Regions from separate parts of the Mus musculus genome. Here region 1 is linked to region 2. Evidence: chromatin loops called from intact Hi-C (ENCODE). Cell type or tissue: left cerebral cortex. All regions are shown on one strand. Each heading gives the region's core, and the rest is flanking DNA. Links, peaks and the distances in the headings are about the cores only. Region 1 overlaps Taf15 (TATA-box binding protein associated factor 15). Region 2 overlaps Ap2b1 (adaptor-related protein complex 2, beta 1 subunit).

The links. Peaks named below come from ENCODE experiments on the same cell type or tissue, not always from the same donor. Only the 100,000 strongest peaks of a DNase experiment are listed, where the experiment ranks them.
Region 1: it touches region 2 in a loop (3-fold over the local background); 2 of 42 quality-filtered maps call a loop at or near these places.

The regions. Positions count from the first base shown.
Region 1 is chr11:83,483,033-83,499,407 of GRCm38, reverse strand. It overlaps Taf15 (TATA-box binding protein associated factor 15), which reads right to left. Exons shown (of 16, transcript NM_027427.3): 3 at 14,706-14,757; 4 at 14,514-14,598; 5 at 14,329-14,431; 6 at 11,995-12,185; 7 at 10,363-10,483; 8 at 2,112-2,146; 9 at 1,482-1,514; 10 at 226-335. Among named protein-coding and RNA genes, the nearest start is that of Taf15, 18 kb to the right of the region's middle. In left cerebral cortex, for the core only: a CTCF peak has its summit at 7,741 (motif pointing left); no DNase peak of the experiment used is centred there.
Region 2 is chr11:83,304,002-83,320,376 of GRCm38, reverse strand. It overlaps Ap2b1 (adaptor-related protein complex 2, beta 1 subunit), which reads right to left. Exons shown (of 22, transcript NM_001035854.2): 2 at 12,103-12,162; 3 at 3,852-3,957. The coding sequence starts at 12,139. Among named protein-coding and RNA genes, the nearest start is that of Ap2b1, 9.5 kb to the right of the region's middle. In left cerebral cortex, for the core only: no CTCF peak of the experiment used is centred there; a DNase peak (open chromatin) is centred at 7,708; H3K27ac peaks cover 1,618 bases.

The DNA of each region.
Region 1 (16,375 bases), core at 3,450-11,449, 180 kb before region 2:
AAAAAATAAACCCTTTCCTCCTCAAGTTTCTTTTGGCCAGAATAGTCTATAACAGCAATAGAAAGCTAAATAAGACACTTAGCAAAGGCCTACAGACTTTGGGAAGTACATGCATTAAAGGATTTAGATAATGCTTACTAGGGTATATAGACTTACAATGCAATGTATGTATCTTATGTGAATATTAACAATTATGAAATCTTCAATGTGACACTTTTAACTTACCTTGATAATTCCTATTTGCTTAAAGAACTCTCCCACTTGATCTGTAGACACACCCTCCCCAAGTCCTTGCACAAAGATTGTGTTGTTATCTGAATTATCAGACTCTGAATCTAAGGAGGAAAAGTTATGGTCAATTTCATAAACATATCCCTTAAATTACTACATCCTGTTCGGTAATCAAAAACAATTTATTGACTAGTAATGGACTGCTTCTAAGCACCAAATATAAGGACCAACATATAGCCTTATATAAACATGCAAAGTGTTCACAGTAGTTGTATGGAAGATCAATTCTTACAACAAAACTACAGGTAAAGTGCAGGTTACTCTGAAATACATAAAGACCAATAAAGGGCGATGTTAAAAATATCACTCTTCAGATCCAGGACTAAAGCTCATGAAGAGATGAAGAAGGTTAATTAGCATACCTTTCTCTGAAGAACTTTCAATTATATAGTCATACGTCTGACAAATCAATACTTTTAAAAGGCTTTCTAGTATACAATTCCCCCAAATTGGAGACTTGACACTCAAGCCAGCCAGCCAAGCAGAATTGCTGGTTTCCCATTCACTGCAAAAAGCCTTGTATATATCAGAAGGTAAGAGCACCTGGTACACACACCTTACCTTACACGCACACTTTTGGATTAGTACAACAAAGTAAGAAAGTTGTATAAAAATTCAGTCCATCAAGGGATAATTCAGAAATTGCCATCCATATAGAATACTTTGGCATCTTAATAAAAACAAAAGTTCTGATTTCAATATATATTAAATATTTTTACTCAAATAGATTTTAACCTCTAAATCCTAACTTTCAAAAGGCTCCAAAAGCAAGTCTATAGCCTTTAATTCATCTAAAAATGAAACGCTACATAAAATTAGTAACTTCTACCCGGAGAAAGACAATTCCCTTGTACATGAACAACTTTCTTATGCCCATTAAAACTAATTCAATGAAAGATTTAAACAGCTTTTTACCTCTACATTGCTAAGATAACAAATTTCTCTTTAGACTGCATTAATGCTTATTAGCAGAACAAATTTGAATGTTTCTTCAAGCAACAAAGCACAAACACAGCAGTTTCTCCAGCAAGCTTTCTAATCAGATCACTAAATTATTATTTTAAGTCAAATTCCCCAGATCTGGCAGCACCATTAAATTAAATTAAATTAAATTAAATTAAATTAAACCTCCCTCCAAACACATTAATTCCTCTTCCAGAGGTAGGAAACCAAACTATCAAGAATCTTACCAGCATCTGGTCTGGGTCCATAATCCCTGTGACCTATGGGAGAAGAAAAGGAAAGGCTGTCTAAGACAACTTATTTGAAATTAAAAAGGAAACGGTAATAACCAAAGCATGTAAAGTCAGAACTTAATATCCTTGAAAGTCAACCATCACAGGTTTAAAAATAACTACATAAATGTTTATTATTTAAAGTTTAGGAAATCAAGACGAATGCCAACATTTCTTTAGCCTTGTCCAAGACAGCACCCACTTTTGTTATTATTCTAGTATCACTTCTGTCAAGCACTGTTGTAAGGCTGATTGGAAACCCCTAATAATTTAAAACACCACGTCAGCTACCTTTATAAAAGGAAAAAAAACCCTATTGTCAAAACCCAGTGAATTCCTCATTCATCGGTCACAGACTCTTTCATGCAATACACTGTGTAGAGAACGCATTGGACTACTTGAGATCAGATTTGGCTTTTAATATGTACTTGGATATAAGAGTGTATACAGAGAGTACTTTGTAATGCACACAACACACGAGCCTCAACAGAGTAAGAAGGGCTTAGACTGCATCTGCGGGATATTGGTGGCTTTTAGATTTATATAGCATTTCCACTGAAACATTTTGGGATACTCAGCACTTACCACCAAAATTTTTGAAGCCACCGCGGTCACCACCACTGCAGAGGAAAAATTGAAGAAATGATTTCTTCCTTAAGTAAGTCTCTAATGTGCTGAGCCCTGGGCTCAATCTACACTTAACTGTCACAAGTAGAGTGCCTAGAAAAATAGTAGCACCAACTTTCCAGTAAATCCATTTCAGAGTTCAATGATTCAATCTAAGTGCTTTCCCAAGGATTTATTTCCACAAGCTGTCTTCTCACATTTATAACACATCTAATATTACTTTTTATGTTAAAAAAAATTCATCTTCCCAACCCCAAGCCAAAAGATTACTACTCAAACCATAACTTAAAGCTGCAGGCACAGCATGAAAAATATGAAATTAGAGTATTAGGACTATTTTTAAATATAAGAAAGAAAAAACTAAAAGACTAGAGGAATAAAAAGTAAAGTTAGACTTTGATAGCAGAACAGAAAAGGTAAAAACTTGAAGACAGATTCTGCTGTGATATTAAATTATGGATTTTATTAATTTTTAAAGGGATAAACTTTTTTAAAAAATGAGTCTGAATAAAGATAGTCTTAAAACTTTAAACTTAAGACTGATAAAAAGTGAGGACTAAAAAAAAAGCTAAACTCAAAACTTCTCTCCATGATCCACTTTAATATGAGATCTTTTCCTATCACAGCAGAGGTTCAAGCTGCCAAATGGTCTAAAGACCAAACCAACAAAATATGTGAAAGATGCAAAGCCACAGAATGACTTTGACAAATTTATACTGTCAGTTAAGTCAATGATCCTTGTACACATAAGGTTTTATGTAACAAATCTAAGCAGCTCATGCTAACCAAGTAATTAAAACAAAAAACCAACCAACCAACCAACCAAACAAACAAACAAAAAAAGACCCCAAAATTCTCAAGTGAAAACCTTCTATAACACAAGTGCTGATAAGGAACTAACAGTTTCAGATTATATCTGAGTTGCTGCTCATCTATCATGATCCTAGCAGCTAACCTATTTATTATCTGCTTACAAACCTCTGCTCTAGGGACTACCCAACTCTAGATGGCTTTTCTGAATTGTCCAATTAAAACTAACTAAATAAGAAAGCTTTCTCTTTTTAATTACACTACCATAAAAACATTTTGCTTTGCAATCAACTTAGGACAGACACAAGTGTTTTAATTTGCTTTTAAATTGTATAAGTCCCAGAAAACCCTTCTTTCTAGCAGGAGAATAAGGTTCATTCAAGGCTATGTAGACCATACTAAACTGAAGTCCTTCATAAATACAGCTTTGTATTTAAAATTACTGTTTTAGCACAGTACCTAAACTTTCCCTGTACTTTAACTGAAAGGTCTATCACTGCTACCTCTTTAAGAAAGAGAAGCTACTCATTACTATTTTGGTTTTAGTTTCTTGAGACAGGATAAGGATGGTCCTGAATTTGCTACCTAGATAAAGATGAACTTGAGTTCCTGATCCTTTTGTGTTGAGGTTTGGCCTTTTGCCACGTAAGATACTGCTAAATTCTCTATCCCAAGGTCATTGCCTCAAGACAAGTGAATTCTCAAGTATACCAGCTTTTGTTATGCAAATCTTGCTCTTTAAAACTACTTGTTGAATAATGATGCCTACAGCCTGTAGCTGGGCAGAAAAGAGGTAGTAGTAAGCTTAGGTTCCTGGGCTTGGGGTCTGAGACAGAGTCCACTAGGAGTGAGCAGAAAGAAGGCAGAAAGCGCCATGGGGTAAGTATAACTTGAGTGCATAGCCATGAAGGCCCACCTGTTGGCGGTAGGAGTGGCCCAGGTGTAACATTGCAAATGGTATTTGGAGAGGGGGGGTGTTTACTGATAGGAAAGTAGACAAAAGAGCAGAGGGTTGATATCTGCCCAGTTCTAATGCTTTAAGGCTTATTATAAACATAAAGGTTTTGTGTCTTTTTTATTTGGAACTAAATGATTAAGGTGGGGTAGAAACCCCCAAATAAAGTTTACCACAACGCTTTTGCTTCCTCCTCTAAAGTACATTTGTCATAAACAAGCAGAGGTTAAATTGTTGAAAATAAAATGTTCCCCTTCTTTTTCAGTACTGGGGTCTCATGCTTGCTTAAATGGTCTATTTTCCAAGCCCCTTGAAAATTGTATTAGAAACCAAGGTTCCTTCAAAAATGAACCTTAGAACCCCAGTGACAGACAAGAATTAAAATATCAAGCCCACATTTCTTAAAACTTTTTTCCTTGTATATGGTGCATGCATGCATGGGTGTGGGTGTGGGTGTGGGTGTGGGTGTGTGTGTGTGTGTGTGTGTGTGTGTGTGTGGTGTGTGTGTGTGTGTGTGTGTGTGTGTGTGTGTGTGTGTGTGTGTGTGTGTGTCGGGGGGGGGGGGGTTACACCCTAATTGCTATATTGTCCAGCCAGGGCTACACAGAGAAACCGTGTGTGTGTGTGTGTGTGTGTGTGTGTGTGTGTGTGTGTGTGTGTGTCGGGGGGGGGGTTGTGTGTGTGTGTGTGTGTGTGTGTGTGTGTGTGTGTCGGGGGGGGGGGGGGGTTTACACCCTAATTGCTATATTGTCCAAAAAACAGCTGATCTGGCCCACAATAAAGAAAAATATACAGTGTTATGTGTAAGGGAGACTCATTTCCATTCTTTTTTTTTCTTCAAGACAGGGTTTCTCTGTGTAGCCCTGGCTGTCCTGGAACTCACTCTATAGACCAGGCTAGCCTCGAACTCAGAAACCCACCTGCCTCTGCCTCTGCCTCCCAAGTGCTGGGGTTAACTGTTTAAAAGGAAAAAAAAAAAGATAGAGATGACTCAATGGTTATCTTGCTGCTCGTTCAGAAGATCCAAGTTCAGTTTCCCAGCACCCATGCTCAGTGGTTGCAATAAAACTGCCTACAATTCTAGCTCCAAAGGATCCAATACTCTATTCTGTCTGTGGGCACCACCACATGGCAAATATTTACAAAAAAATAAATACACATAAGTAAAAGTATTTTTTAAAAGATGCATCCTCTAAAAGGATATATAACATTAAGGCTGAGTTTCCTTTTTTACAAAACTCAGTCCTATACCCTTACTATTCAAAGGGTAAGTATAAGTATAAACATAGCCCAAGAGCTTCGCAGAAAATGGTAATTTGCATTTTAGTAAGATCCCCATGTAACACATTATATATATTTAAGTCTAAGAAATACCATCCTAATGTTTACCTGTACATTCAAATGTCATTCAATCATTCTCACTCCCTAAGTAAGCTTTATATTAACTATATTACAATTCCTTTATTAGGAAATTTACTGTATTAACTACAGAAATAGACTTCAAGGAGTAAGGGAGATATTCTTGTGGATAGTCTCTCCTTCAAACTTGCAGTTAAGTCAAAGTCATTTCTTCTACATATTAAGGCCTCGCTAGCAATTTAAGACAGAAGAATATTTCAACAACTATGTCAAAATGTTGCAAATTTGTTTTCAATCCCAGACATAGAAGCAAAAAGTACACATAAAGAACTCCCCAAGAACATTTTAAGGGATATTTAAGACACATAGGTATGTTCAACTTAATTGGCTCAGTATCCCCACATAAAGAAACTTAAAAGATTATGAAGATATGGGTCTTCCAAATTCAAAAACCACAATGAAAAGAGGACTCTAGGGTAGCCTGGAGGTTTCAATGTGATGTCATAATATACTTAGAAAAGACACATTCAATATAAAGGAAATTTTGGTGGCAGAAAAGATAACTCAATGGTTAAGAACACTGCCTTGCTCTTCCAGAGAATTCATAGTGGATCCAATGTCCTCTTCTGGCCTTCATGGGCAATGCATGCATATTGTATACAAACTTACATACAAGAAGAATGAATACCCAGATAGTTATAAGAAATAAAAAGTTAAAAAAGAAAATTTCTTAAGCATACTATTCCTTTGAGTTTTTGTTTTAGGGGCTTGTGTATTTTTCGTTTGTAGACAGTCTTTCATTTTATATATAACTTGGCAGGCCTGGTACAAGGGACCCCAAACTGGCCTCTAACTCACTTCAATTCTCCCAAGTGCTCACATTCAGCTTTCAACTGATAATTAAAACAAACAAAGAACCCAATGACCACATGTCTCTACTGAAGGACAGAATTCCTAAGAAGCCACAGGACAATGCAGTCATACACCATACCACCACCTTATATGGTGAGCCCAGGACCAGTGCAACTTTTGCTCAAGCTCTAATTCTGTATGGATCTTTTATCCTAGAACTCACATAAAGTGCAGGATTACCTTAAAACCTTGCTCTGTGCTTGAGTTTTTATACTAATAAATCCAGAACACACATTTTGGGAATGAGAGGAAATGACCAACAATGGCATATGTGAATGATTCAATCAACTTGAACATCATTTTTCAACAGGATGGTTTACTTCCTGGAACTCACTCTGTAGATCAGGCTAGCCTTGAACTCATAATGACCCACTTGCCTCTGCCTCCAGAGTATTGCAAGTAAAGGCGTGCCACCACAGCCTGGCCAGAATTCACTGTTTTAACCATGCTAAAGCACAGTTACTACTTTACCACTTTACCTCCAACTCAGGACATACACATATTTTGTTTGAGACAGTTTCTGTGTGTAGTTCCACGCCTACCTCTGCCTCCCAGGTGCTGGGATTAAAGACAGACACTACCACCACACCTAGCTGTACATATACATATTTTTAATTGCTAATTAAATTCTCTTGCAAAAAGGAGAAAATAAAATTGCAGAATCTTAGAATACACATTTAAGAACTTGAATCATTTAACTCTATCATATACAAACAATGAAAAAGAGATATTCTACAAGAGAGTAATCATTGCTAAAACTAAAAGGCACCGAGTCATTTTTTATCTTAGATTCTAGCCCACTAAGATGTCAATGTCAGAGGACAGTAAGAAACTCAGTATTCTTTTCAACAATTGCATTTCCTATAGTTCCTATGAACTTCACATATCTCTCTCCAAATTAAGTCAATGGTTTCTTTTTATGTATTAAGCCTTCCTCCAGCCAACCAGTCATAGAATAAGAACAACCCATTCTTTACCACACTCACACCCAACCCTCACTCTCAAACTATGACCCTCTTTTAATCTGTTTAATGCCAGGTACTCTTCAAACCATTGTGTCCCTCCTAGCCTTCTACATCCCATAGTTAAAAGTTTTAACCTGAGTAAGATGATTAGAAACACAAATAGTGGTGCTGACGACTAAAATTTCTGTGTATTTTGGTATTTAAGCACAAAACCAAGTGTGTTTTAAGAAAGAAAGAAAGAAAGAAAGAAAGAAAGAAAGAAAGAAAGAAGAAAAGAAAGAAAGAAAGAAAGAAAGAAAGAAAGAAAGAAAGAAAGAAAGAAAGAAAGAAAGGAAGGAAGGAAGGAAGGAAGGAAGGAAGGAATGAATCTTGAAAGTGGGCATTTATAGTCAAATTCACAACGCTAATACCTAATGATAAGCTAAAAGGCACATCTTAAAGATGTAATAGCTCGGGGCTGGAGAGATGGATCAGCAGTTAAGAGCACGGACTCTGCTTCTAGAGAGAAGTCCCAAGTTCAATTCCCAGCAACTACATGGTGGCTCACAATCATCTGTAATGGGATCTGATGCCCTCTGGTGGTGCTCTCCGAAGAGACAGTGTACTCACACACAAAAACAAAATAAATAAATCTTTAAAAAAAATATTGTAGTACATGAAATTTTTATTTTTTGTTTATTTGGGTCCACCTCCCTGACCCCCAGAGAGAAAGAAGTCCAGAAACTCTGTGTAGACCAGGCTTGACCTTAAACTCTCAGGTGTGCCTGCCTCTGGAGTGCTGACATTAAAGGCATGCACCCAGCACAGAGATCTAATTTCAGTATTCATAAAGTTTTATAAGGACAAAGACAGGTTTGTTTACATTCATTTATGCCTACTTTGGTGCTCCAAGGACAAGGCTGAAGCCTAAAACACTTACCATCTGCCTTTCACCAAAAGAACAATCAAACCTTGACAACTCAATACAGAAAATAAATAGCTGCCCAGATTTCTAAACAGGTTTATGTAAAAACCTAATATAATGGGAGACAAGGAAGTAGTTAAGACTAAAATCGCTCCATCTCTCTTTTTACCACCACTTAAACATCAGCATGATTTTGACCTAATAAATAGCAGGCTTCTGCACAAACTCTTTGTATAAGAAGTTTCTATGAGGGGCTGGTGAGATGGCTCAGTGGGTAAGAGCACCCGACTGCTCTTCCGAAGGTCCAGAGTTCAAATCCCAGCAACCATATGGTGGCTCACAACCATCTATAACAAGATCTGACTCCCTCTTCTGGAGTGTCTGAAGACGGCTACAGTGTACTTACATATAATAAATAAATAAATCTTAAAAAAAAAGTTTCTATGAATAAAAAAAAAGATTTAAAAATAAAAACTGAGTTTATCAGCTAGTATCTGAGCTACAAATTAAACTCCGATATATTGCCAGGAAATTACGTTGTTCTCAAAAGAAAGGGGGGATGGAGGGGGTGAAGAGATGGCTCAATGGTTAAAAGCACTGGCTGCTCTTCCAGAGGTCCTGAGTTCAATTCCCAGCAATACATGATGGCTCACAGCCATCTGTAATGGGATCTGATGCCCTCTTCTGGTGTGTCTGAAGACAGCTAAAGTGTACTTATATAAATAAAATAAATAAGTCTTAAAAAAAAAAAAAAAAAAAAAGGAAGCCAGGCTGTTTTCCTCATTAGGGAAGAATCAATAACAACCTTTCAACTCTGGGGTTCTAAGATGGGTTTGTTTTTGAGACAGGGTTTCTCTGTGTAACAGTCCTGGCTATCCTGGACATGTTTTGTAGACCAGGCTGGCCTCAAACTCAGAGACCACCTGACTCTGACTCCTTAGTTCTGGGATTAAAGGTGTGCACCACCACACCCAGCAACAGTCACAGTTTTAATACATGATGTATTAGATTGTAACTTCCTTATGCAGAAATTAAACTTAAGATACATGTAACATTTATAGGATTACAAGCAGCCAGTTATCTAAAACAACTTCATTAGAAAGTTAAGTATCTACCTTTTGTTATTTCAGGGATTTTAGGTTGGGGAAAGGCTAGATAAAAAGTAAGTACTATTTCACTTTACTGGTGGCACACTGCTCTTTTGATAATGAAAATACAGTATCTTGGTACAGTAAATTAACTACCAATCAAAAAACTAATGCCAACTAATGAAGATATGTACAATATCGCTTATGTTGGTAAAATGACTTTCAATCAAAAAACTAATGTCAAATTTTTCAAAAGCCTTTAAACTCTTACAAAATTTTTCAAAATTATCAAACTTTGGCATTTCCATAATATTAAAGCATATAGTATATTAAAACAGATATATACGCAAATTTGGGGAGCACTTACAATGGTTGTATATTAGTTGTTTCTCATATCACAGAACTGAACTGCTACTGCTATATCATAAAATATCAGTAGCAGGCCACCAACACTTTCAATTCTCAGCAAACACAAATTATTTTAAAGCTTGTGTACAAATTTACAATCTATGAATCTCATCTCAGAACATAGGCCAATTGGTTTTTCATTCCATTTTTAAGACCAAAGCACTAACTACGGATGTATTTTAAATTATGCTAAAATCAGCTTTTATAACCTGTCATAAACAAATGAAATCAACATCAATACTTTAAAAATAGCAACAAGAAATGAAAAGCCTCACATACCACAGCTACAACCAGAAAAATTACAGAATATTATATATCAATTATTTCATTAATTATGTTTAAGTAGAGACATGTATTAAACCTTTCTTACATGTCTATCCCACCTTTCTATAGTCTATATCTAATACTTTCCCCACCCAAGGGAACTATTTGTTTTTCGTATAGATTAATTTACCTTTGTATTGGTTAAGACACTAAATTTCCAAAGGTATCTTTTAAAGGAGTTTTGAGTCCAGCTCCAGCAGGAAAACCAATCAAGTAATTTAATCTAATCATAGCAAAGATAAGGAGCTTTAATGGTGTTTAAGTTAACATACACCATTTATAATATAATCAATATAGCCTTTTTTTTTACAATTTTCAGTATTTATCAATATAGCCTCTTATGAAATGATTTATGACATAAAAAAGCCAGAAAATAAAGTTTTAATTTCTGTTCTTTCTACAATATAATCTCTAAAAGCCTCTTAAATGGCAGAATAAAATAAGGAAAACACTAATAGAGAGAAAATGTAATCTAAATACTTACCTTGATCCTGTCATAGGACCTCTTCCATCCTTGTCATATCCCCCACGCCCTCTACCTCCTCCCTGTGACCCGCCATATCCTCTATTATCTTCTCCATACCTACTCACATCACGACGGTCATCTACAAAAAGAAAAATGTAACACACAAAAATTGTCACCCTACATTATTAGACTGATCTTGAATTCTTGAGTTTAAGTAGCAATTCTCCTGTCCAGCTCCCATACAGGAATTATGCTGCATGTCCCCATACCCAGCAACTATTGTCACTTCTGATTAAATGTTTTAAACAGTATCACTGTAAATGGCTCCCTGAGACACATAGAATGTCCTTCAGGAAAAGAAAGAAATACACCAAAATGCAAGCCATCGCATAACTTTCTGGAATTCAATGTGCTTAAGAATTACATCTACAAGCCAGGCGGTGGTGGTGCACGCCTTTAATCCCAGCACTTGGGAGGCAGAGGCAGGCGGATTTCTGAGTTTGAGGCCAGCCTGGTCTACAAAGTGAGTTCCAGGACAGCAAGACAGCAAGGGCTATACAGAGAAACCCTGTCTCGAAAAACCAAAAAAAAAAAAAAAAAAAAGAATTACATCTACATGAAATTCCATTTTTCTAAAAAATAAGACAGCAAATAAAATTACTTAAGCTAAACTAAAAATCTGGATTAATAAACTAAAGACAGAATTCTAATTTTATTTCCTTCACCTCAAAGATATTAAAAATAATTCAAGCACAGGTCAGGCCTGCAAAACCACAGCCACTACACACTTTTCAAACCAAGAAAAGATATCCAGTAATGATTTTTACTCATTGACTCTATTATCAATATGGCTAGGAATATAACTCAGTGATGAAATGTTTGCCCTACACATAGAAAGATCATGGAATTCAATTCCTATCATCGCCAAAATAATTTTTTTCCCAGCAAAAATGTTTCATGACCACCTACTAGGAGCCAAGTCCTATGTAGACAATGAAGGCATTTAAAAAAAACAAAACAAAAAAACTTTGCCCTTCAATCACTGCCTTTCATGGTGTGGTCTGAGTTCTACGTATCAGTAATGTATATGAAGTGCTATGGAACAAGAGAGATTAATGACTGTTTCTTCTTACAAGAGATTAGAGAAGACTAGCATAGGTTAACTTTCCTAAATCAAGTATACCATCACCAAAAAACCTGACAATAGCATTGTCAACTGCTCAGTTTAAGAGACAGCATCAATTTAAGAGAAATGGAATCAGTAACCAAAAGTCACCACACAACCTTATGACAATCTCCAAAAAGTTAAAAAGAAAAATCTAATAATAGTTTTTTTCCCCCAAGATTTATTTATTATATATGAGTACACTGTAGCTGACTTCAGATGCACCAGAAGAGGGCATCAGATTTCATTACAGGTAATTGTGAGCCGCCATGATGTGGTTGCTGGGATTTGAACTCAGGACCTTCGGAGGAGCAGTCAGTGCTTTTACCCACTGAGCCATCTCCCAGCCCTAGTAATAGTTTCGTTGCCCATGAGAAATCTATTTCCAGTCATGCCAAATTTTTATCACCAAGTAAAAGTCTAAGGGTGTTTTAATCCAATGATAATTCTGTGAAGGAATGATGAAAAAGAGGTCATCATCTTACCTTGTGTGTGGTGGCTGTAGTTTTCCCTTTGTGAATGGTAAGACTGTTGGTTTTGATTATAGGAATCATGTTGCTGATAATTGGACTGCTCATCATATGAGCCTTGATGCTGATCATAACCTGACTGCTGGTCATAAGAATCTTGCTGACCATAGTCTGACTGGCCATATGAAGGTGCTCTTCCACCTTGACTAAACAGAAATCAAGAAAGAACATGAAAAATTACAGAATTATGTTTGCTGAAGCAAGTTAAAGAACACTACTAATATTGAGCTGGAGAGATGGCTCAGGAGTTAAGAAGAAAAATCCCAGCACCAACCCGTCAGCTCACAACTGTCTGTAACGCTAAGATTTACTATTCTCACAGACATACATACAGCCAAAACACCAATGCACATTAAAAAAAAAAGAATAAAAAAATAAAAGGAACACTATAGAGCAAAGCCTCAGCAGTATCTACTACTATTTCTCATGGTAATTATTTGGCTCTTTTATCTATAAAAATTTACCAATGGAATGCCTTCTAAAGACAATTTCACTATCACTAAAAAGATGCCAAAAGGGAAAACTGAAGTTGTTACACTGGGGAAAAACAACAACAAAAACAGAAACAAGAACAAAGTAACTAGTTTTTACTTCTCTGAGTTAAAAGAAAAACATAGGATAACTACCAAAATACCAATGATATGTATGATTCTTCTACAAACACGGTCACTAAGTGATGAGTTCTCTTACTAGTTATACTGAAAGGATCTATGTCACTTCCTTTCAACATCATGTCTTTATTAGTAGCCAGGCATGATGGCTATTCTTTTGGTACCAGAAAGATATGAACATAATGACCTTAAGGCCAACCTAAGCTATGAAGACTATGGGGTCTCAAAAAACGGAGCTTAGGCAGAGCTGCCTCCATTCTTAACAGTCATTCCTAATTCTACAGAATACCACAACAATCTATTCCGATTCCCAATCAAAGCACCACAAAACTATAGTATGAGCATCTATAGTATGAACATTAACTTTTTTTTTTTTTTTTTTTTTTTTTTTTGGTTTTTTTCGAGACAGGGTTTCTCTGTGTAGCCCTGGCTATCCTGGAACTCACTTTGTAGACCAGGCTGGCCTCGAACTCAGAAATCCAACTGCCTCTGCCTCCCAAGTGCTGGGATTAAAGGCGTGCACCACCACCGCCTGGTGAACATTAACTATTTATGTGACCAAAAGAAGCATTTCTTCACCAGGTGATGGTGGTATATGCCTTTAATCTCAGCAGAGGAATAGGAGGCAGAGACCAGCAGATCTCTTACTTAGAGGCCAGCCTGGTCTATAAAGTAAGTTCCAGGACAGTCAGGGATACACAGAGAAACCCTGTCTCTTTGAAAAACACATTAAAAAAACAAAACAAAACCAAAGATATTTCTCTCTGCTTTTACATGTATTTCATGCTATCAAATATATATAGCCTTTATAAAAGCACTTTCCGTTGGATTACACTTATTAATAAGACTTGGTGTTTTTCCTAATGCAGCATGGTTTCCAGATATTATTCCTCTATATGTTCTTTCTACTTTTCAGAGCACTCTTGTCTGTAAGATCAATAATTTGACCTCAGAACTCTTTCTCCAGTGCCATTTAAATTTCACGTAAAATACTTGTCACTGAAGTCAGAAGCCACTGGAGACTTCAGTCTAATATTCTTTTAACCTTCATTATGTCTATAAAATGGAAATTACCACTAATACTGTTTCATAGTGGTGTCTGAGGATCAATTATATAAGGGAATGTGGAATAAGTCCATCAAACAAAGCACAATAAAAGCCCCATTAAGAAATACTACTAGTTAGTTATTTTCATTTATAGAGGCCTACACAGTGTTTTAGACCAGCCATGGATACATAGTGAAATACTAATTTAAATAAAAAAGGGGAGAGAGGGCTAGAAAGATGGCTCAGTGTTTAAGAACACTTGTTTTTGCAGAGGACCCAGAATTAATTCCCAACATCCAGACAGTAGCTCACAAACACCTGCAACTCCAGTTCTGGGAGATCCAATGCCTTCTTCTAGCCTCCACTCTCCACCTCTAGCCTCTGTGGGCACCAAGCACATACATGGTACACATACACACATAATACTCATAAAGGAAAAATATATTCTCTTTTAAAGGTAAGTGCAGCAAGTAGCTCAAAAGCAAAATAAAGGATTTGGGCACATAGCTCAGAGTAGTTACATAGCATACCCAAAGTCCTGGGTTCTACTACCAGCACCACAAAATAATTAATTAGAAATTAAAAAGGCAAATATGCTTGACACAATTTCAATAGTTCACTGTTTCCTTACCCTCCTGATGACTCCGTGTTTTGTTGTCCCTGGTTATTGTATGATTGCTGGCCATATGAACTCTGCTTTTGATTCTCATAACTACCATACGACTGTGAATAACCTAAAAATTAAGTAAGAATACTATTTAGTGAAGGCTCTGATTTCTGACTCTCTAAAGTAGTAATTTAACAAACCAGTCCAACCTGATTGATTTTGTCCATAACCGGAGTAACCACCATAGTTTTGTCCATACGAAGAATCAGTCGTTTGCCCATAGCCAGAATAACCCTGAAATTCAGGTAAACACTCAAACTTTATTACTTACTAGAAAAAATAACTATTTATAAATGTTATTACTTATTAAATAAAATAAAGACAACTGATTTTTAACATACTTGTGGTGTTTGTCCATAGCCTTGACTGCCTTGATTTCCATAAGAAGAATAACTGTAAAAGAAAATTGTAATACTTGAAAGAAATATGCTTTAAGAAATTTTAAAACTTAAATACAAAACTTGCTTTCAACAGAGCATAGTGTTTTCCTTATCTGAATTGTTTTTTGGATACTAATTCTTGCATTTCCTTAAGGTTAAAAAAAAAATTTGGTTGCACTTAAATAAATGAGTTAAAAGACTGCTTACTTTTAAACGACAATTCTGCCTGTCTCTTAGACATGTCTCTTGTTGTGGTATTCTGTAGAATTAGGAATGACCAACAACTAAAGACATATATGAAGTCATTCCCAGACCTGTTGAACATCAATGTCTAAAGCGTTCCTGTGAAAATTTCTCACAAATATTTCACCAGAGCTGCAAAAGTAAGAAAATGATGCTTTGGAATAAATAACAAAACAGAGAAAGGCACTGAACAGTATCACTCCATAGACAGGTTTTTATTTAATATCACGTATACAGTTGTTTGCACAATGCAAACAATGTTTATACAAATAACCATTCTAACAACCACATGGTGACCCAGGTCTTTAATCCCAGCATTCACAAGACAGAATCAGGCAGATGTTTATGAGTTTAAGGCTAGCCTGGTCTACATAACAATTTCCAAGTATCCAAAGCTACACAGTAAGACCCTGTCTCAAAACAAAAACAACTGAACATTTCTAAGAATGTGTTATTTCCAAAAGCTGCATGGAGAGACCCATAGTAATTATCTGAAGGAGAAAAAAAGATAACTTTTTTTGCTTGTTTTTTGAGGCAGGGTTTCTCTGTGTACCCTTGGCTGTCCTCACTTTGTAGACTAAAGTGGCATCCAACTCGGAGATGTCCTTGAGTACTGGGGTTAAAGGCATGTGCTAGCACACCTTGTTTAAAAATATAACGTTTCAATACTAATTAGCTATATCTGAACAGATTAATTTCTTTGTACTACTTGTTTCAGTTGAATGTCATCAACTTCCCAGGTACAATATGGAACAAAGTCCAACTTAAATGCCTCGGTAATTAGAAGTGTATATATATATTTGTGTATGTATATGTGTGTGTGTGTGTATATGTATACGCACAGTCACACACACACACACACACACACACACACACACACACACACACACACACACACGGCACCAGTATCAAATGAAATTATATTGTATCAAAACCAACATGTAGTCTGATAAATGTGACTGAATGTTACTACCTTCCTAAGATTTAAATTTTTAAAATTGCATCATGCAAGTACTAACAACCAACTCTCTGAATATATGGCTCTAATACCCCCCAAATAACCTCAAAATAAAATCTTTTGGTTTAAGAGGTAACAAATATTAAAATTCCTCAACTTTTTTTTCAGAATCCATAACTTTTAAATATACAACCAATAAATACTTGCCAAGTACTTACTACGAGATACTATCTTACAAGAACAAAATCACATCGATTTTTTTTTCTGATATGCTTCTTAATTTGGAGGCTTAATTTTGAGGCTCCAAAAAGAGCTGCAGTGTTAGGTTAAAAGTTGTTACTTTTGGTAAGCAAGAACAGCCTACCATGATTTGGACATAAAAACAAACTTCATTGTGGGCATATTAGAACCGTGAGAACTGCTAAGCACT
Region 2 (16,375 bases), core at 3,379-11,378:
AATCCTTAATCAAGATCTGGAATCAGTCATTTCTCCAAGGTGTCTGATTTCCTTGTAATAGAGTTTATGGATATATTTACTTGTATTCAGTATTATGCATTTACAAAATGGGGCATAGTCAAATATAAACGGTCTGTTCATTTCCCAAGTACTAGCCATCTTTTCATAATTTACCATTTCCCTATAAGAAATGTCTAAGCCGGGCATGGTGCACACGCCTTTAATCCCAGCACTTGGGAGGCAGAGGCAGGCGGATTTCTAAATTCAAGGCCAGCCTGGTCTACAGAGTGAGTTCCAGGACAGCCAGGGCTACGCAGAGAAACCCTGTCTCAAAAAAAAAAGAAAGAAAGAAAGAAAAAGAAATGTCTAACTACACTCACAAAGTAGCATCATTAGCATAAAAGGACTGAAGTTCCAAGTTTGGATTCTAAAATGAGTCATATTTAAAAAACAGAATTAATCCCAGTACTTGGGAGGCAGAGGTAGATGAATTTCTGAGTTTGAGGCCAGCCTGGTCTACAGAGTCAGTTCCAGGACAGCCAGGGCTACACAGAGAAACCCTGTCTGGAAAAAAAACCAAAAACACAAAACAAAACAAAAAACCAGAAGTTAACTATAAAGTTAGCAAATAGCCTTCCCTTATTAAAATACTTTAAGATTCTAAATATTTCTACATATCTTACATATATAAAAAAAATGCCTGTTAGTATATTTCACATAGTACATGTCTTGTCCACACAAAAAGCAGACTAGAGAAGCTATGCTTTCCGTCCTAAACATGATATGTTTTCTTAATTACGTAAGTGCATCGGCATGTCAGGTGGAGGTCAGAGGACCACTTTGAGTGTCACTTCTCCTCTTGAATCATGTGGATCCTGGATATTGATTTCAGGTGACTAGGCGATCTCTCTGCTCTAAAAATAGAAAGTATTTACAAGAAGGAAGATGGGCTGCAAATTCAAAAAGAATCCATCAAATCTCCAATGAACCTCTTGACTTCTATTCTGAGAGTAGGCAATTATTTGCTTAGCGGTATAGTTTCATACACATGGAGAGAACTGAAACTCTCTCAGAAGTGGGTTTTTTGTTTGTCTAAGAGAACATGCAGATGCAGAGTGGCTGCAGCACCAGTCAGTGATTACAAAACGTTATCAAATATGCGCTTAGCAGTCCTAAGTGCTGCTAACAGCCCACACAAGAAGACTAAAGCTTGGAACACTGGTACGTGCTTAACCCCAACATCTGGAAGGCTAAGGAAGGAAGATGCCAGCTCAAGTCCTGTCTGTACTTCATGAAGAGTTCAAAGCTGGCCTCAGTAACTTAGTGAGACTCTCTCTTGAAATAAAGAGAGCTGGGAAGGAGTTTAGTAATAAAGGGTTTGCCTAGCATAAGCAAGGTCATAGGTTCAATCCCCAGTACCAACAAGGGAAAATTGTAGTATATTTCAAAGGTTTATGGTCATTACTTTAAAGAGGAGTAACACTTCCAAATTTTCTCAGTTTTTCCTTTCTGAATGACGATAGTATGACCCACATAAACAAAAGTTTTCTGGAGATCTGGGGGAAAGTGGATGCTGAAGGAAGGGCTCTTGAGACCAAAAAGCTGAGAGCTGTCCCTATAAGCAACAGAAACCCAGATAACAGCAGTGGGACAGGATGCTCCAAAGATCCTGATGTCCTGAAGTAGGTTTCTGCTAGTCCTGTTTCACATGTTAGCTTAGGCTACTGCTATGCAGAATTCAAAGGTTGATAAAATTTTCTAAGAGGCCAAAATAATAAATATTTTAGACTTAGTAGACCAAGAATCCACTTAAATTAACAAGCATAAGCCAGGCATAGTAACACACTTTTAATTCAGCATGTGGAGAGCAGAGACAGATGGATCTCTGAGTTCAAGGCCATCCTAGTGAGTTCCAGGATAGCCAGGACTTCATAATAGACTTTGTCTCAAAGATAAGATAAAATAAAATAAATCTTAAGCCTATTTTATAAGTTATTTTAAAGTGAGTGTTATTTTTATCAATGAGGAAGATGGCAATGTCTTACATTTGATTCAAGGTTTGTACATGTATGTGGAGGTCTGAGACAGGACAGAAGTGCTTCTCTGCTGGGTTTAGGGGACTAAAATAGGTCATTAGGCTCTGCAGAAAATGACTTTACCCACTGAGCAACCATATCAGCCCCTTGTTTAAACACTCATAAGTCTCTATAGCACCTTTTTAAGTTGACACAGCTGGATTCTCATGTCACTACCTCTGCTGGGGAACGTTTTAGATGATGTGTAAGAAGAAAACACAGCTTCATATAAATATAGGACTTGGAAAATAAAGAAATAGCTTAGTGTCTTTTTAAAATAAATGGATATTGTTTTCTATATGTTTATTTTATCTTATTTGCAGTAGTGTTTTGCTTGCATGTATGTATGTGCACTACATATATGCCTGACACCTGAGGAGGTCAGAAGAAGGTACTAAGAGCACTGGACCTCCTGGGTGCTGGGAACTGAACCCAGGTCCTTTGCAAGAGCAACAAATTACTCTTGACTACTGAGCCATTTCTCCAGTACCCTAATCACAGAATAATAAAAACACAGCTTCAGTATATGTGTACATACACACACACACACACACACACAAACAGGCACATATGCAGGCATACACACACACACACACACACACACACACACACACACATTTTTTTAAGAAAGGGAAACTGCTGGCAGGATGGGCCAGATGACCTCAGGTGGCAGGAGAGAACAGACTCGAGAGCAGTCCTCTAACCTCCACAGGCACACACACGTACATAAATAAACAAAATACCTATATCTGATAAAATACAATTTTACTGTATCATGAACAAGAGTCATGAATGAACTGCTCTTTTCTTTTTTTCTTGGAGTGAAAAAGAGAATGACTCTCCCCGCCAGCACCACTGCCTGGATTCACGGTAAGGTGGTGGCAATTCTTACCATCACTGAAAAGCTCAGAATGGTAAAGGGGAAAAGAGAATCAAGATTTATAAAAACAGCTTTTATCTCATGGATCTGAGAGGGCGTTATAGACTGTGGAGCCTGCACTTTAAACAGCTCACTAGTCACAGAAGCAAAAATTAATAATGGTCAAGGGAATGTTGGCTCCCACCTTGAATCCAACAACAGAATATAGAGCTGCAAAGCTAAGAGCACTGACTTAAACCAATTAGAGTATGTGAGCTGATGGCTCAGGTTAAGAGCACTGAGTGTTCTTTCAGAGGTACTGAGTTCAATTCTCAGCAACCACATGGTAGCTCACAACCATCCGTAATGGGATCCAATGTCCTCTTCTGGTGTGTCTGAAGACATCAACAGTGTACTCATATAAATAAGTTAATCTTGAAAAGAAAAGAAAAGAAAAGAAAAGAAAAGAAAAGAAAAGAAAAGAAAAGAAAAGAAAGGAAAAGAAAAGAAAAGAAAAGGAAAGAAAAGAAAAGAAAAGGGATATGTGAGCTCAGCATATTTTTATCATCTTTTAAAACTACCTCAGCAATAAATTTGTAACAGTGCCAGGACTAGAGATGGTTTATGCTATATCTGCATGCAACAAAAATTTAAAAAGCAAGCAACTTAGGTCAGAGATAATATAAAAGTGTGTACTTTTCCTTGTGATGTCTACAATGGAGCAACAACACATTTCCACAGGTTCCACAAGTTTGGTTTTCTCAAGACATTGGTGCTATGTTGCCCAGGGTAGATGTCCAAATCTGGCTCAAGTGATCCTCCTGCCTCAGCCTCTCAAGCGGCTACCTCAGGGGTCTGCAGCGTCTAGGAAAGCTGTAAGGGCTGACTGTCCATAGGGGGGCAAGAATCATCCCTACCTCACGTCCTTCCCCACGGTCATAGCAGCAATCACTTTCTTCACAGCCTCCTTCCTCTTTTCTTTCTTTTCATTGTTGAGTTCAGCTTTTAATTCAAAAATTTCTCCTAAAAGAGATGAGAGCAAATAGGGATGGTTTCAGGACTACAGTACAGACAGAATATTGCAATATAAAATACCATCAGGATGACAAGGCAGCCACTGAAGTAAGGTTACTTTAAACTTATAAGAGATGTGCAATTCAAAGCCCCAGAATGTTAACTGACCCACCGACAAAGACCCCATCAACACGTCCTAAACCTTTAAATCATCGTCTTTAAAAGGCCACACAGACCCTACTTTAGAAAGCATAAGAGCAAGAAAAAGAAAACCTCACTGCAACAGCATTAGGATCAGTATTTTAGGAATAGCAGACTTTTAAGGACCTAAGAAGAAAATAAATGAAAGTAGGGAGCTGGCTTGGAAATCAGTGTTTACAAACTAATAGAGATACAACTTAACAGACTAATAAATTAGGCTCAAAAATCACAGTTTATTACTTACAAAATTGGGCTTAGCATCCCCCACCCCTCTCAAGATTTATTTATTTTACGTGTTTTACTTTTTTGCCTGCATGTATGTCTACACACCACATGTATCCCTGGTACCCTCAGAGGGCAGAATAGGGTATTGAACGCCCTGGAAAAGTTATGGAGAGTTGTGAGTCACTATGTGGGTGCTGGGAACTAAACTCAGGTCCTCTCCAAGAACAAGTGCTCTTAACTGCTGAGCCGTGACTCCAAGGCCCAGCATTCACTTCCTGGCTTCAGTTCCCAGCACCCATATGGTAGCTTATAACTGTTCCTAACTCTAGTTCCAGGGAACCTGATGCCCTCTTGCCTCTGCTAGCACCAGGCACACATATGTCCACGCAGAAAAACACTCATATACATAAAAATAATAATTGCTTTAAAGGACAACTTTTGGGAGTTGGTTCTCTTTAGACCTTCTTAAAATGTCTTGTTTCTGCTGCTGTGCTGTATACTCTGAATGATTCTCCTGTCTGTATCCCATGCTGAAGTAGGAATAATGGGATTACTGATGCATACAACACCACATGCAACTTTACTATATGGGTTCCAGGGATAGAGCCTAGATGGTCAGGCTTGGATAGCAAACACTTTTCCTTACTAAGCTATTTTACCAGACAAAGAAATGATCAAAACTATCAATCCAGTCTGGACCAAATGAACTGGGTTGTCAAGAGCTCTTAATTCGTGGGTTATCCTAATGTACAAGTACAGTTAAGTCAGAAAAGAAAAAGAAATCACCAGTCTATAGTAGCATGACTGGTAGGGGGTAATAATCCACTTTCTAACAGGATTGGAAGTCCACTCACAGGAGGGGATTCATGCTTGGTACTTGTGATGGTTTCAATGAAAATGTCCCCATAGACTCACATGTTTAAATACTTGGTCCTCAGTTGGTACAACTGTTTGGGATGGCTTAGGACATAGGGTCTTGATGGCAGAAGTGTGTCGCTCAGGGAGGGCCTTTGGGGTTTCAAAAGGTGTCATTCTACTGTTTCTGTTTGTGGATTTGGATGTGAACTCTCGGCTGCTGCACATGTGCCACATCTGCCTGTCTGCATGGCATGATGGGGATGCACTCCTATTCCTCTGGAACCATGAGCCCCAAAGAAACCCTTCTTTCTATAAGTTGCCTTGGCCATGTTATTTTGTCACAGCAATAGAAAAGAAACTAATACAGTACTGGAAACCTGGTCAAGAGCCCATGGCTCAGGAGGTTATAGGCCTCGGTGGGCTATCTATCACTGTTATCTGCTGAAGGATCATGTTGTCCAACTGCTTTCTACATATATACATTTATACTCCCAAATTAGTGTTGTTCTCAACCTCCATAGAAAAGCTTGTTCCAATTAGGCAGTGGTTAATGCAGAGTCAAAATTATTCAAAGTGCTGAGAATAAGTGAGTGACCCAGTCCTAAATGGAACATCTGTATCAACTACCTCACCTGCCCCATGTCTCAGAGACCATCACAGAGGAAGGGACAGTGGAGACAGTGTGTGACATGGAGTGTAGGAAGGAGGGTTGTGAAAGGCTGTTTCTGTACATGAGGTAGCCATTGCATCCATTAACTCACCGTGCCTATGGTTATGTGCATGATAACAAACCAGCCAATATTAAAGCAGGGACGGGGGAGGGGCTCACAAGGCTCAAGCCCTAGTTTGGGAGCTCATGGTAGGTGATGGCAGCTGGGAGGGAGAAAGCCATTATTCTTTGGTGATGTGGCCACTGGCAGATTGTCCAAGCTCTTAGAAGGTCCCATAAAAATGGGCATGAGGGAGGCACTAATTAGATTCAGTGTGTTATAATAAATAAATAAATAAATAAATAAATAAATAAATGCACACATGCCATGAAGTTGGGAGGGGGCATAATAGGAAGAACTGGAGGGGGAAGTGGGTGCTGGATATGAACAAAATACATTACTTATGTATGAAATTCTCAATAAATATATATATGGACTGGTAAGATGTCTAAATGGTTAAAGGTGCTTCAGAACCAACTTTTGAAAGCTGTCATCTGATTTCCACATATACTATGGCATGTGTGTGTGTGTGTGTGTGTGTATGTGTGCGCGCGCACGTGCACACGCACACACACTGAATATAAAATAAATATGGGAAAAAAGCACTACCCTAGTGAGTAGTTTAATAAGTTATTTGGCTTTAAGGTCTCAGCCTCAATCATTTGAATGTCAATTCAATTGAATTCCATGAAAGTCAATGTGGCCCAGCACAGTAGCACACGTCTGTAATCCCAGCATTCAGGAGGCAAAGGCAGGAAGGTAGACTGCCATAAGTTCAAGGCCAGCCTGGTCTACTTAGCAAGTTTCAGGCCAGATGAGGCTACATGAGATCCTGTCTCAGAAAACAAGCAAAAAGGTGGAGGAAGAATGAAGCTTAAAATGATACAAACTAGGGACATTTCTAAGGACCCAGTTATGAACGACTACTCAAGAAGTGTCAAAGATTATTACCACTACTTTAAGGCTCCATGTCTAGCCTCATCTGCCTTTAGAACACAAGGGATAAAAGAAAAAGGCCTAATCAGACAAAGGAGGAGGAGAATGGAAGGAGGGCTACCCCACACCATCATTTTCATAAGAAAAAGGCAACAACTCTCATCAGACAGAAGGAGGGTCGAATGAAAGAAAGGCTCCCCACACCACATACATGGTCATGCCTACTCCCATTTCTTCCTTCTGTGGATACCCCTACCTTTTTTGTTGTTTGTTCTGTCTGCAATCGGGCCTTGCTATGTAACCCTGAAGGGCCTGGAATACACAATGTAGACTAAGCTAGCCTCTTGTCTCAGGCCACCCTGCCTGTCTTCAGACTGCTGGGATTACAGGTATATAATCACTCCAACCATTTTTCCATCTGTCTGTTAAACCTGACTACTGTTGCCTCCTTGCCCACCACCTTCCAGACTGCTCTCAATGATCATTCTACCCTGACGTCATCCACCACTCTGACCACTCTGTGATCTCCCTGAAACCCATGACAGGAAGTATATCGACAAGAGACATAAAAATGGAGCACATAAAAGCTGATTTTATCAATATCCATCCCCAGTAGGCAAGCAAATTGCTTAAAAAAAAAATCACTATTCCATTTAATTGACAACTACAAAAATAACACTGGCAGAAAGGCCAGGCCTTTAAAGAGTCAGTCTCTTTTTTACTGAGCTGTGTGCTGCTGTCATTTACTTCTGGAACAGTGAAGGGCAAACAGCAGGGATTCACAAGTCTGAATTGAACGGAGAGCAGCACGAGGAGCTGCAGAATTGAAACAGGATGTAACTGAAATTATTCCAGAACCCAGCATAAATTTAAAGAATCTGCTCCAGAGGCGGTTCTGGTGGGCGGTACAGGAAGCAAAAGGAACACAGTCTATCCATTTTTGAAAAGCATATTAGTTGTGACTAATTTGTACGTCCCAAACTTTTATAAATGTCATTTGTACCCTTTGAAAGAAAGGGTTTGATAAATTAGGTGAGTTTTAAAACAACTTTTAGGAAAAGGCCAAGCGTGTGCTTTTAATCCCAGCACTTAGAGAAAGCAGAGGCAGGAAAATCTTCAAGGTCAGCCTAGACTCCAGAGTGAGTCCCAGGACACCCAAAGAACCCTGTCTCAAAAATGAAACAACAAAACCTTCCCATGTCATTATAGACAGTATGCTGGTTATCAAAGCACAGAAAGTGTTAACAGAGGAAAACGTAAATACATCTGGAATAAATCAACAAGGAGTTGATGGCTCTTTCGGTGTGGCTCTTACTAGTGTGTCTGTGTACACATCAGTGCGCGTGAGATCTATGTGTGGGTGAGAGTGAATGGAGGGTAGAGGACAACTTCGAGGAGCTGGCTCTTTCTTTCCACCTTTAGTGGGCTGCAGAGCTCAAACTCAGGTTGTCAGGCTTACCCGGCAAGCACCTTTACTGGATGAGCCATTTTGGTGGCCATTTGATTCTGAGACAGAATCTTGCTATGCAGCTCAATCTAGCCTCACAAGCATCCTGCATCAGCCTCCTCAGTGCAGAGATTCTAGGCATATGCCACCATGACAAGCAGGCTGATAGTTTTTGTGAGGTGTAAACAACAAAGATAGAGAAGAAACTGGATAAATCAAAAGACAAACACTAGGAAAAGTATCTTGCATGTGCCATATTTTATTACCCAACCCCACTCATTTCACTAGTCAAATCTACTAAGCACTGTTAGCAGCTAAGACTGGTTTTCAGAGTTGGCTACATATTAAAAAAAAAAAAAATCTGTAGAGCTTTTAAAAACTCACTATTCAGTCTAGCATGGTGATATATATTTGCAATCCCAGCACTTGAAAGTATGTCAGGAGAGTGAATTCCACGCTAACTTGGAGTACATCACACGTTCTAAGACAACCCGGCTAATTAATGGTAAGACTCTATCTCAACACTAAATAAAATAGATTACATAGAAAAAATCAGAACAAGGACTGGAGAGATGGCCCAGAAGGTAGAATACTGGCTGTCCTTCCAAAGGACCTGAATTTGACCCTGTCTTAGTCAGGGTTTCTATTCCTGCACAAACATCATGACCAAGAAGCAAGTTGGAGAGGAAAGGGTTTATTCAGCTTACACTTCCACATTGCTGTTCATCACCAAGGAAGTCAGGACTGGAACTCAAGCAGATCAGGAAGCAGGAGCTGATGCAGAGGCCATGGAGGCATGTTCTTTACTGGCTTGCTCAGCCTGCTCTCTTATAGAACCAAGACTACCAGCCCAGAGATGGTCCCACCCACAAGGGGCCTTTCCCCCTTGATCACTAATTGAGGAAATGCCTTACAGTTGGATCTCTGGAGGCATTTCCTCAACTCAAGCTCCTTTCTCTGTGATAACTCCAGCTGTGTCAAGTTGACCCAAAACTAGCCAATACAGACCCCAATACTGACTTGGTAGGTTTGCAACCAACTTTAACTGCACTTCCCAAGGACTCTGGTGTCCTCCTCCAGCCTTCATAGGCACCAGGCATGCATGTGGTACACGGACACATAAGCAGGTAAAATACCCATATATGTTAAATAAAATAATAAATGAAAAAAATTTTAAAGGGAGATCCTCTAATATCAGCTGTGGGCCTTCTACATCCTTGTAAGCAACACACACTTGTTGAAAAAATCAATCTTCAAACTGTATATATTCCCCAGTTATGATTTTGTGACATTTGCTTTATAATTCTCTACATACACACAGATCTTTTTCTTCATACTATTATAAGTTGCAGACATTATGCCTCTTTAGCCTTGAATATGTAACTTGTGTTTTTAAGGATAAGGAACTTTTCTTATTTTAATATTAAACAATTAATACTAAAACATCAATATATCACCACCACCAGCTCAATGCCCTTTATAGCAACTTGATTCCGATCCCATCCCACCTCTGGGGCAGCATTCAGCTTAAGAACTCTGCAGTGACTTGTTGTGCCAGGAGAAGGGAGGGGGGAATAGGGAGGGGCCGTGTGAGGAGAGAACTGGGGGAAGAGGAGGGTCTGCGATTGGGATGTGAGTAAATAAAACTAATTAAAAATGCTAAAAAAAAAAAAGTATTACACTTATTGTCATGTCCTCGAAGCAATTTATTTTTATAATAAGATTTTTTTTTTAAGATAGGGTCTTAAAAACCCTGGCTGTTCTGAAACTATGTAGACTAGCCAGCCTGGCCCTGAATTCATAGCAATCCACTCACCTCTGCCTCCCAAGTGCTATGTCATGATAAGATGTACAGGGCCCTTATTATGAGAAGCGCCTCCAATTTGCCATGGGTTTCCTGAATCGCAATAAGGTTATAAATGCTGGCAAGATAACTTCATAAAACATCACATCAAAAGGCAAACGGTGTTACTCTGACTGGTTTTGGTGATGTCAACAATGAATTAAGGTTCTACATACCATTTTTGTTGGTTTTTTAAGTGTGTGTGTGTGTGTTGCTTGGTACCCATAGATGTCAGAACAGGGTGCCAGATTCCCTGGAACCAGAGCTATAAATGGTTGTGAACTACAGTGTGGATGCTGGGAATCAAAGCAAGGGCCTCTGCACACACAAGTGCTCTAACCGCTGAGCCGTCTCTCCAGCTCCCTGAATGCTAGAGTCTGACATTAAAGACCTAATATGTTTCATCTCTGTAATTTTTTTTGGTAGTTTTTTTTTTTTTTAAAGATTTATTTATTTATTACATGTAAGTACACTGTAGCTGTCTTCATACACTCCAGAAGAAGGCATCAGATCTCATTACGGATGGTTGTGAGCCACCATGTGGTTGCTGGGATTTGAACTCAGTACCTTCAGAAGAGCAGTCAGTGCTCTTAACCGCTGAGCCATCTCACCAGCCCTTTTTTTGGTAGTTTTTCGAGACAGGGTTTCTCTGTATAGCCCTGGCTGTCCTGGAACTCACTCTGTAGACCAGGCTGGCCTTGAACTCAGAAATCCACTGCCTCTGCATCCCCAGTGCTGGGATTAAAGGCGTGTGCCACCACACCCGGCATCGTAATTAGTAATTTGCTTAAAGATATTTTGAAACCCAATCAATGCCCTGTTCCTTATCAAACTTCCCACTTACTAACTTTAGCATCATAACTCTTGCCTAAATTATAATTTATACTAAATATAGTCACACATGTATTGATTATACTCATTAGGTTAATATCCATTACTCTGATCATTTTGTTTTGTTTGGTTTGGGTTTTTTTTGAGACAAGGTTTCTCTGTGTAGCCCTGGCTGTCCTGGAACTGGCTTTGTAGGCTGGTCTCAAACTCTCAGAGATCCACCTGCCTCTGCCTCTAAGTGCTGGGATTAAAGGCATTTGTCACCACCACCTGGCTGAAAAATGTCATTTAGAAACCAAGATTGACTACTTGGAACCCTGTGTACCTACTCTGACTTAAGTGAAAATCAGGTACTTAATCAGTAACTCCACTGGTGTTAAAGAACTAAGCAAAATGTGCACAATACACTTTCAGACTCAGCTAAGTCTGAAGATAAACGCACCAGGAAATACTTCAAGGCAAACAAAGACAAATTCTATGCTAGCCACTAGAGAAGAGGACACATACACCAGAAAAGCAGGCCAAGACACTGAAAAGAAGAGTGATAAATGGCACAGTAGCTGGTGCCAGGCCCAGAATACTTCAGCAAACAGAAGACCTGCTGGGTCCAAAAGCACACACTTCTGATTCTGAGAAGCAGAGCAAGCTCAGCGGGGGGGCCTAGTAAGCTGAGGACAGTGACACTAACCTAGCTCCCACAGAAGGACCAGCCATACTTCTAGAAATGAGCCACGTGGAAACAATTGGGGAAGTTAGATTTTCCCAAGAAGAATCCTTAGTTTGTAAGCCCACACTCAGTAAAAGCCAGTATTCTATTACTGACCACAAATGGGATAAATCGAGCCAAGAGCGAGAGGTGTAGCTCAATGGCAGAGCACCCACCAGGCTGTGCAAGGCTCTAGAGGTCCCCAGCACTAGAAAGCAAGCATGTAAAGTCCCCTACACTTCAATAAATGTATTAAAATACAGTTATTTGTAGAAACATCAGATTCCCAGGGAGACTGCAAACGCAAGTGTAAAGACGTCAGAACACTCTACTTGGGGAGTCTAACCCAGCAACTGAACTGCACAGTCTGAAGGTCTCACAGGCTTCCCCTACTCACCCTTCTTATTGGTTGTGAAGTACTTGGAGTCAGTCATGATTCTGGATCTTTAGCGTGAACCTAGGGCAAGAGTAAAGAATGCTGTTACCCAATTACATGTCTCCAGCAAGACATCAAATTTTGAGACCATCTCTATTTAAGAATTTCTGCTTTTAAACAAAATGAGTAGCTTCTTCCCACTGCCACTGCCATTTGTGGTTCAAGCAGCACGGGAAATAAGAACTGCAACTTGCTTCAAGGAACTTCAAGGGGTGAAGTCTGAAGGGCAATGGACTAGGGCAATAATCTCAACTCCTATGGCTCTGCAGCCTCCAAGGACAAGCCTGACACCTTTGAAAATACATCTTACATTTAAGACGTTACATAAGACAATACATAAACATTTAAGACAAAGGCTTCGTTTGAAAGATTTCTAATCAGGAAAGTCTAGTTACTTCTCTGCCTCAGCATGGAGCAATTCAAACCATGGACTTCAAAGCAGCCTAAACCCAAAAGCAGAAAAATTCTGCCAACCTATTAAATATTATTTGCAAAATGGCTCTCAGAAAAATGAGCCTCCTTACTCCCAGCACCAGGAATAGAGACAGGAAGACCAAGAGGTCAAGATCTTCCTCCTAAACATAGCAGTGACTTTGAAGTGAACCTGGACTACATAAAGATGCTGTCTCAAAAAACAGAAAGGAAAGAAATGAAAGTATTAGAATACCATGTAGGGGGCTGGAGAGATGGCTCAGTGGTTAAGAGCACTGACTGCTCTTCCAAAGGCCCTGAGTTCAAATCCCAGCAACCATATGGTGGCTCACAACCATCTGTAATGATAACTGAATCTCTTCTGGGGTGTCTGAAGACAGCTACAGTGTACTTACATATAATAAATACATAAATCTTTAAACAAAACAAAAGAATACCATGTAGGATGCAAAAAGCGTTTTCATATTTGTTACATGGAGACTTGCATTAAAGTTTTCATGTTTTTCTAGCAAAAATTCAGAGAATGTTCTAATCAATCCATTCACAGCATAAATTAAATAAAACACAGACAAATTAGGGAAATTTTGTTTTTAAATATTTGTTATTATTGACTTATATATGTGTATGTGTGTACACCTGCGTGTGTGCCCCTGTACTAAGGCCAGAGGAAGGAGTTGGAACCCTGAAGCTAGAGTTACAAATGGTTGTGAACCACCTGACCTGAGTATTGGGAATTGAAACTGGGCCTCTACAAGAGCAGCAAGTGCTTTTAACCCCTGAGATACCTGTGCTTTTTGAGACAGCATCTCCCTGTGTAGCCCTGGCTGGCCTGAAACTCTCTATATAAAAGAGATTGGCCATAACTTTGCAAAGGTCCGCTTCTTCTGCCTCTGTCCAGAGTGCTAGGGTTACAAACATAACCACACATGGTTCTGTCTGTCTGTTTGTTTTTAAAGACAGGTATTATGGGGCCCAAGATAGTCTCAAACGTGCTATGTGCCTAAAGATGACTTTTAACTCTGTTTCTCATGCCCCTACCTGCCAGGTGCTGGGGGATTACAGATATGAGCCACCGCACCTGGCTAGGAATTCTTCACATAAACAGGTAGATCTGAGTTTAGGGCCAGCTTGATCTACATAATGAATTCCCGAGCCAGTAAGACCCTGTTTTAAAGACTTGTGATATAAATCTTAAGTTATTTATGAGTTTACATATGCAAACAGAAACGCTAATGTACAGAAACAATTACTAGGGCCTGGCAGACCACAGCTGTGGCTCAAAACCTTTACTGTTTCTACAGAACGCTGTTATACCATTTAAAATCCCACGAAGCATCAAAACTTCAAACCTAAGATTTAAAGACAAATTTGTTTGAAAGTTTTTCACCCACTTATTTGGGAAAAATGCATGAAAGCATTCTGTTTTCTAAAGCTCTCATATCTACCCATTCACATATATATTTTTTTTTCCTTTGAGATAGGATCGTTACTATATAGTCTTGGCAATCTTGAAACCTGCTGTAAAGACCAGGCTGGCTTCCTACACATGGGATCCTCCTGGTTCTGCCTTGTGCCACCGTATCCAGATAACATGAAATTCTAACTCTGTTCATCACCTTAAGGCATGGCTTTATTAGCAGCCTACACATTTCATGATTAGTATGATTCGATTCCTAGCACCCAACAGAGAGACTCATCGGAATCCAACACCTTCTGGTCTCCCTGGGCACATACGCATGGTACACTGACATATACACACAGAAATAACACCTGTATACATAAAATAGAATAAAATAATAAAAAGAAGCCTGCAACATATATCCTAAATCAAAAATCTCTGCTTTCTAAGAAAAAGAGATAAAGAGAACCAGCTACTTGGGAACCCGAGGTAGGTCTGGAAATTTTAATGAGGGTCTATCTTAAAAATAAAATAAGGCTGGAGATGGCTCAACAGTTAGGAGCACTAGCTGTTCTTCCAGAGGACCTGGGTTCCGTTCCTGCCATGCACTTAGCAACTTATAACCATCTGCCCTCTTCTGGCCTCTGAAGTCACTGAATACACAAGTGGTATACAGACTTACGTGCAGTCAAAATACCCATATAAAAATAAAATAAATAAATAAAGGGCCAGTAGTAGAGGGCTTGCTTAATATAGGAAAAATCCTGTGCTCAATCTTCAGTGGCATTTTGGACCAGGGATATAGCTCAATGCTAAAGTGCTTACCTAGCAGGTATAAGACATCTCCATCATCAAAAGGGGGAGAGGAAGGAAAAAAAAAAAGCAGGTAAATATATCACTCATTTAACTGACACCATAGCCAATAATTGTGATGAAATAATCACCATCATACAGGCAAAGAAAAAAGGTATCCAGTCTATCCTTGCTTTAAGGGGGTGGGAGGGACAAGGAAAAATGAAAATAGTCTAAACAAAAGCAACAGTAGAAAGGAAGGATGGGGGCAGGGATGGCCTGGATCGAAACACATTATATACTTGCATGAATTTTAAGTATTTAATTAAAAGGAGAAGAGGTGGTAATGACAGAACTTTAATGTCCCCGTGACTTTCAACTCACAATGACATATAACTATTTTTTAATCCAAGCCCCCCACACTTGCCGGATAGACACTGATGCCTATAGTAGAAGACACACACACATAAGACACACACACACAAGCCACAAGAGAACGGGAAAAACACAATTTCAACTTGCCTAGTGCTTCAAAACTCAATCTTACTGGGGCAAATTTTTGTTTTTCAGGAAATCCCTAGAAATAAACAAGCCACAATGGAATTTGAACGTACACAATCTTATACGACATGAAACCTGAAAGGTCACTGACTGACTTATCGTGTGGCCTGGGGACATTGTTAAAGGACAGAGCAGCCACAGGGCAAGGCAAGGATCCTTGGACTTGTCCTAGTCCACAGCATTGCTCCACTGCCTTTCCCAGGCCTCCCTGTACAAGGTTATATATCTAGATTAACATAACCTAGTTTCTGATAAATATAGGTTGTCGAAGTCCTTTCTCTCCTTCCAGCCTTCCCTTCCTCCAATTCCCCAAAAGAGCAGCTCAGCAGTGAAACAAGATTAATAGGCTGGGTAGAATACAGTCAGAAAAAAAAAATTATAAGGTCTTAATTTCAAATGGTTCTCTGGAAAATGGCAGCCAGCGTTAGCACTAGCAAGACCACTGTGCCCTCCTTTGCACATGAAGTCAATACTAGCCAGAGTTCAGTAAATTCTAAAGCAGAAAGTCATTCCAGTCACCTCTGCTTACAAGGATGAGTGGTATAAAGACCATTGCTGGCCAGATGTTCATAACATAAGGACAGCAGCAGCCTCAGATTAATTTAGCTTGTCAGAAATAAAACGTTAAAAGCTAAATCCACCTCTGGCTTCTATTTAAATAACTACAAGTTAATTTATTAATATAGGATTATACGGAAAGAAAGAAGCCCAACAGTCTTACACCCAACTGTTATGAAATGCCAGGACATTTTGGAAAACTTAAGCCCAGGAGGAAAGAAGAAAAATGGGGATGCTATCCTCCTTCTGAATGCCCCTTGTCTAACATGGTTCAAATGTGTGCCTTGAGACGAAAGCAAAATCTTTTCCAGAAGAAAAGGATGCGAGGGACCTCTCTGATCTTAATTCATCAGGATATTTACTCTGTTTTAATTTACCACACAACTTGACTGAGCTGTTTGCAGCGCACACTCCCCTCTCTTTCTCAGGGAGTCTACCCTGCAAGGCACCTACTCAGTTCTCAGTTTACATGCCCGCCCGCCTCACTTAGTC